2 separate regions of the Mus musculus genome follow, and region 1 is linked to region 2. The links are chromatin loops, found by intact Hi-C in ENCODE. Cell type or tissue: left cerebral cortex. All regions are shown on one strand. Links, peaks and the distances in the headings refer to the core of each region. The heading gives the core; the rest is flanking DNA. Region 1 holds the start of Epha6 (Eph receptor A6). Region 2 has its middle 71 kb from the start of Gm24164.

The links. Peaks named below come from ENCODE experiments on the same cell type or tissue, not always from the same donor. Only the 100,000 strongest peaks of a DNase experiment are listed, where the experiment ranks them.
Region 1: a loop joins it to region 2, with 4 times the contacts of the local background. A loop is called at or near these places in 3 of 42 quality-filtered maps.

What each region holds. Positions count from the first base shown.
Region 1 is chr16:60,605,390-60,608,300 of GRCm38, reverse strand. It overlaps Epha6 (Eph receptor A6), which reads left to right and starts at 2,770. Exons shown (of 18, transcript NM_007938.2): 1 at 2,770-2,911. It overlaps Gm9017 (a long non-coding RNA gene), which reads right to left and starts at 1,585. Exons shown (of 3, transcript XR_384917.4): 1 at 1,471-1,585. In left cerebral cortex, for the core only: a CTCF peak has its summit at 1,790; DNase peaks (open chromatin) are centred at 1,305, 1,829 and 2,681; H3K4me3 peaks cover 1,967 bases; H3K27ac peaks cover 1,897 bases.
Region 2 is chr16:62,498,966-62,501,876 of GRCm38, reverse strand. No RefSeq gene overlaps it. Among named protein-coding and RNA genes, the nearest start is that of Gm24164, 71 kb to the left of the region's middle. In left cerebral cortex, for the core only: a CTCF peak has its summit at 1,382; DNase peaks (open chromatin) are centred at 812 and 1,336.

The DNA of each region.
Region 1 (2,911 bases), core at 384-2,883, 1.9 Mb after region 2:
AAGCACATTATTTTTATTCATACAAAATAGTTTACCATTAACTCTCCCCCGAGAGGAGAAAAGTCGGCATATGGAAAAAAAAAAACTTTAGAATGTATACATGTATGTATACTTGGTAAGGAACCTTTAGAATGTATATATGTATATATTCTTGGTAAGGAACCTTTAGAATGTAATACATGTATGTATACTTGGTGAGGATAGAAATGGACAAATTGATTTATTTAAAAAATGTTACTACCAAGTTGGAATTAATAGACAGACTCCAAGTCATGGCTCACTCTTCTATTAAAAGAATGTCCTTAAGACTGTCTATGATCAATGGTCATGACAAAAACTACCATGTCTTTATCTCTGAAAAAAAAAAAACAGTAAGAGACAGTATCAGAGTATTTCTAAACATATGACAGGTGCTTAATCCTGAAGTTTTTTTTCTTAAAAAGCTAAAATTAATAAGACAGTCATCATCTGCATACACAATACATATTCTGTGACGCTCTACCATGGCGTATTTAAACAAATAATTCAGACAAGGCAAACAGCTGATACAGGAGAAGTTCAGTTCCCTCAAATGTCAGAGTTATGTTGAAACTTCTGTTTCATACATTGCATTTTGCTGTGCAATTGAGCTTGAGACTTGGGAAGTGACACACACCTTTGTTTTTCTTCTTTTCCTTTCTTCGTTTTCTTTTCATTAGAATCACTCCCATTTAATATGATTTTTAGAAAAGCTTCTTACAGTTCAATTGTTTATAACCAACTCTTTCAAATTTACCATTCAAATAAAACACGAAAGCTTGAGTTTAGATGTTCATTTATAAATGTGATACTGATATTATGTTCATTTTTCCACTGAGCAAATGTACAAAAGAATTATGATTTATCATCAGTCCACCAACATATTCGTTATACACTCTGAAATCATTAGATAGGCAGAATGCCAGGTGCTGCACTCATGTAGAGTTTTACCTTACACCTGAGTGAGTAAACTAAATTGAATTTACAAGCACCTATGTCATTAGTTAGTATCAGTAACACTGGAAATATGAGTAGTGAAATCAGATTACCCTACTGTAAACACGAGTATAGGAACTCCATCTTTGTAGGTGTGATTTGCACGCATTTAAATTGGCATGGACATCTTTGAAAACAAGCTGTGTATGAATTCATAATGAGCGTGAGAGTAGCCACCAATCAGAAAGTGTCATTACCCTGTGGTTCCCACTTGCACGTTTCATTACTCTTTTGGATTCTGAGCTTTCCTTGCTCCTCTCTCTTTCCTTCTGATTGACTGTAAGGCATGGACTGAAATCCTTAAACTAGGATCCGAGCCACAAACAGCACTGAGCAGCGCGGAAATCCGAGGAAACCCTGCTTTCATTTCCAGCATTCCTGGTAAAACGTTGACCCTAGACCTACAACATTTAAGGTTCCTGTCACAACTATTCCCGACCTGAACCCTCCACCCACCTGAAAATTATCCTCTGAAATTCGCTTCACTTTTCTCCAGCGTCATCAAAAACCCTTCCTAGTGCTATTGAAGAAAGAAAAAGAAAAAGAAAAAAAAGCCTTACTCAGGCTTGATAATCTGCTCCTCTTCAATAAAGAAAACGATAATAATGTTAACAAATACACTACAGAAAATCCAACGCCAGTGATAAGCGCCTTAACAAACATTGTAAGTTTAACCTGAAAGCATCCTTCAGCTTTTTCCGCAGGTTTAGCCTGCTCTTCCACCTGCGAGCAGTGGAGGAATTTTTGTTGTCTACTAACCCCCTCTAGCGCCGAATTGGCTGCACCCGAGCCACAGCTGCTGTCAGACGGGAGATCGCTCGGCTCCACCGAGCTCAGCAGAGCTCTAGGGCCCTGCCCTCCACGCACCCCTCTCGGCCGGCAGCAGGGCGACAGCTTGGAGACTGCAGGTGGCAACACCACTTCCCATCAGCTAGTCCCGTGCCTCGGCCCAGGGCGGGGTCCCACCAAGTAAGTAGCCAGTGAACCGGCTTAGGAGAGCCCGGACCTGGGAGACAGGGTATTGAGAAGGGGCATCCGGAGCAAGGAGAGCGCACCGGCCCCCGCGGGCTGCCTTGGACTTGACCACGCACTGCTCAGACCTTGGGCTGCTCCCAGCTTCTAGCCCGACGCCACCGCGGAAAGGCAGACTTATCCAGGCCCCTGGAAGCCCCGCACCAAAGCTGCTATGAAGATGCTAATGACCTCCATGGCGAAGTCACCACCTTATGCGGAATGCTAAGACTTGGGGAAGCCAAGGCGCCAGGCACCAGTAGACTTCCAGCGCTCAGTGACTCCTCTCTGTAGCCTCTTCTCTCCCTATGCTTTCCAAGGACTCAGAACGGGAGAGGTGGCCACAAACCTCGGTGGCCAAGTTTGGGAGGCTAGCACTCAGACACGTCAGGGCTGACCACTACCTTCGCCAAGCTGTGCCCCGGGGCCAGGAGCGCTGACCTGCAACCCTCACCCTTTCTGGTAGCAGAAATGTCTCCAAGGGAAAGGTGGTGTCCAGAGCTGAGAGCACATCGTTACATGGGGGAGGGGGGACGCAAGTGCTTGGGGGACTAAGGTAGCTTCCGTGATACCCAATAAACAGCTGCTACGGCCGAGGGGGGCGGCGCAGATGCCGCCGAGTCGGTGGTCACGAGGCGACACTCAGCCCAGGCTACTCAGTCAAGAGGCTGAGTGCTCAGTCCGCCCCTCCCAGGGACCACTTGAGATCCCGCTGAGCCTCAGTCGCTGGGTTTCCCAGACACCAGACACATGAAAGTTCTGGATGCCCAGACTACCCTTACTATCTGCTGTGCCTCCTCTGCTCTGGGGTCTGTAAGTGCCCACTTGGATGCAGAGAGCACTTGGGTCCCCAGAACTGCACCTTCACTACCCGTCCAAACGTCCC
Region 2 (2,911 bases), core at 174-2,673:
ATGGATACTACTCAAATCTCACAATGCATGCGACAGCTAGCCCATGACACCTCTAACAAAGGATGCTCCACTCTGGGTATTCACTACACCAAACTGAAAAAAAAATGCTGTTGTACCTCAGGTGCTAACAAAGAAATACATATTGTAGATGGTGCCTCCTTCTGACTCTTTTAATCAGTTTTCCTCAGTATTTTCTCTCGATTCCTTACATGTGGAAGGGGCCCTGAATTTTGGCAAGCTTTCTCATTCATCTTTGCCTTTGCTAGAAGAGTTTATAAATGTTGTCATTAGCCTCTTATTTTTAAATATACAGTAAAGTTAGATAGTCCCTAGCCACCATGGACAGTGTTTTCTGGGATTCTTGCCCTAGCTTATTAAATGTCTGAGGAGCACTTTAGCTTCCATTTTCCTGAAAGAGTCCATGTGTAACCCTTTTCCAGCTTTGCAGAACTCACTGTCTAAGAGTACAAAATGGAGGAAGAATTCACATGCCAAATATAAGGAAATACTCCTCATTTGTGGTAATAACATCACTCCAGTGCCATGCAAGGCTACATACTCAGGATCTAGACATAATCTACAGATTACCTACTCCTGGGGTAAACACTGTTGCACAAGTCTGGGTACCTAACGGGTCACTCACAGCTTATCACTTCCCCTGGTAGCATCTCTGAGATAACCGACCTCTGGAGGATTTGGGGAGCTTACTGGCAGCAGCCTGGGGTGAGGCAGCCAGCTTTAATGATTCACTTTCTCCCATGTAAAGACAGGAAAGAGAATCAGCTCAGCAAGGCTGAGAGGGCTTGAAATTGTGTTAAGCAACACTCACGACAATGACTAGATTTGCTATTTTAAAGTAAGTGACTAAATGTCTTCTTCTTTTCCCCCACCCCCCAACCCCTCCTGAAATTGTAATTTTCCTGTGCTGTTGAGTGTAAAGGTGACCGTGCTGTGGTGGGATCTCAGCGGTTTGTAGTCGACAGCTAATCAGGTTGATTCATTTGGTGAGGTGGGCAGTGAGCTCAGTTATAAAACAGAATTGAGTTCTTACACCACCGAGCTATAACGCCATGCATTTTTTTTCACTTCCTGCCTTTTGAAGGAACAAAAAAGTCATGCAGACTCTTCTGAAGAACGCTGTAGATACAAGGTGTTATCGCTAGCAGAAAACACAGTCAGCCGTGGAACAAAAGCCACTTTCCTTCCTGAGTTTGCTCTCACTCTTTCCGTAATGGATGCAGCTTGCTGTTGCTAATGGGAATGGGAGGTTCTGCTAGGGCCCGTCCTGGCTTTCTTGTAGTTCCATCCCACACCTAGTGGACTGGAAAATGCACATTTACTTACTACTAATTGCACCAGAGCAGATCAGTATTACCGACATTCCCCACAGGATGGCATCCATCAGTTAAAAACAAAATGTGCAGCTTAACAGAACTCATAAAAATAGAGATGGATTAAATTTTCTATTAGGTTTTTACAATATTTAGGGTTTATTTTGATACACACTTTAAACTGGACAATAGTGAGGGAGGAGCGAGGATATTTTCTGGGAGCTGGTACTGATAGAGAGCTGGAGCCTGTGGTTTGTGCAGAGGTAGGAATGGGACTCAGGGTGAGGACAGGGATGTCATTCAGTAAAACTTAGCATCGAAGAGCCCCAGATCGCCAGAAGGCCACTGACTGAATTAATTTATTCTCCTCTATTAGAATATTAGTCACTATTGGGAGATCAAACCATAACAAAAGGAGCCTCGTGCTAAATAAAAGAGGGAAACACGATGATGATTTTGAATTGTATTAGTTGAAACCAGGGGATGCTAATATTTCTATTCTTTTATACTTGTGAGTAATGAAAGTACAGTATGTACTGTTTTTCCCACATGACCATAGACATTAATATGCTACCCATAGATTGATCGATCGATCAATTTATCTGTTTTCCTTCCTTCCTTCCTTCCTTCCTTCCTTCCTTCCTTCCTTCCTTCCTTCCTTCCTTCCTTCCTTTTCCTTCCTTCCTTCCTTCCTTCCTTCCTTCCTTCCTTCCTTCCTTCCTTTTCCTTCCTTCCTTCCTTCTTTTCTTCCTCCCTCTCTTTCTTTTTCTATTTCTCTCTTTTTTTCTTTTTTTAGTGTGGGGAGAGGTCTCTAAAGAAGAGGCAATGTATTTAAGCCAGGATTAGAATACCCAGCACTAGAACAAAGGCAGTGACCAGTATGCTACTGAGAAAGAACATAACCAGGAGGAAGGAATGTAGGTCTGAAGCTGTGAAGCCACCTTCACAATTTATGTTGAAGACTTACACGAAGAAAAAGAGTTACTTGTGTGTGTGTGTGTGTGTGTGTGTAAGGGGGGGCTTCACTTATGTGAATGCTCATGCACATCTCTGGAGAAGAGAGGTCAACCTTTTGTCAGAAAGTCAGTCTGTCTGTATGTCTATCTATCTATGTTGTTATAGAGCCTCTAACTGCCCTGGAACTTGCCTTTAAACTAAGCTGATTGACCAAAGATTCTAGGTGACTCTGTCTTCCCACTGCCATCCCTGGAGTTACCAGTGTGGACCAACATACCTTGCTCTTTTAGGTAGGTGCTGGATGTCAAGCTCAGGTCCTTATCTTTACCCAGAACGCACTCTACTGACTGAGCTATGTCCCTAACCTCCAGATAGCAAAGTTTTGTAAGGATGATTTATTCACCTTCCAAGAAAGGGAAGTGTTAACTGTGCAATGAACAAAACTGGGACTGGCTGAGAGGTCGGGGGAAGCTGAGTCACACTTGACACTGTCATGGATGGAATTAGAGTTTCTTGATTTGCCTCAGCTTCTGTCCACTGTGGTGTTTCTGCCTCTGTGGAACACTGGGCAGTGAACATTGCTAATCCCACACAATGAGTACCACTGTGTTCTCAGAAGACAG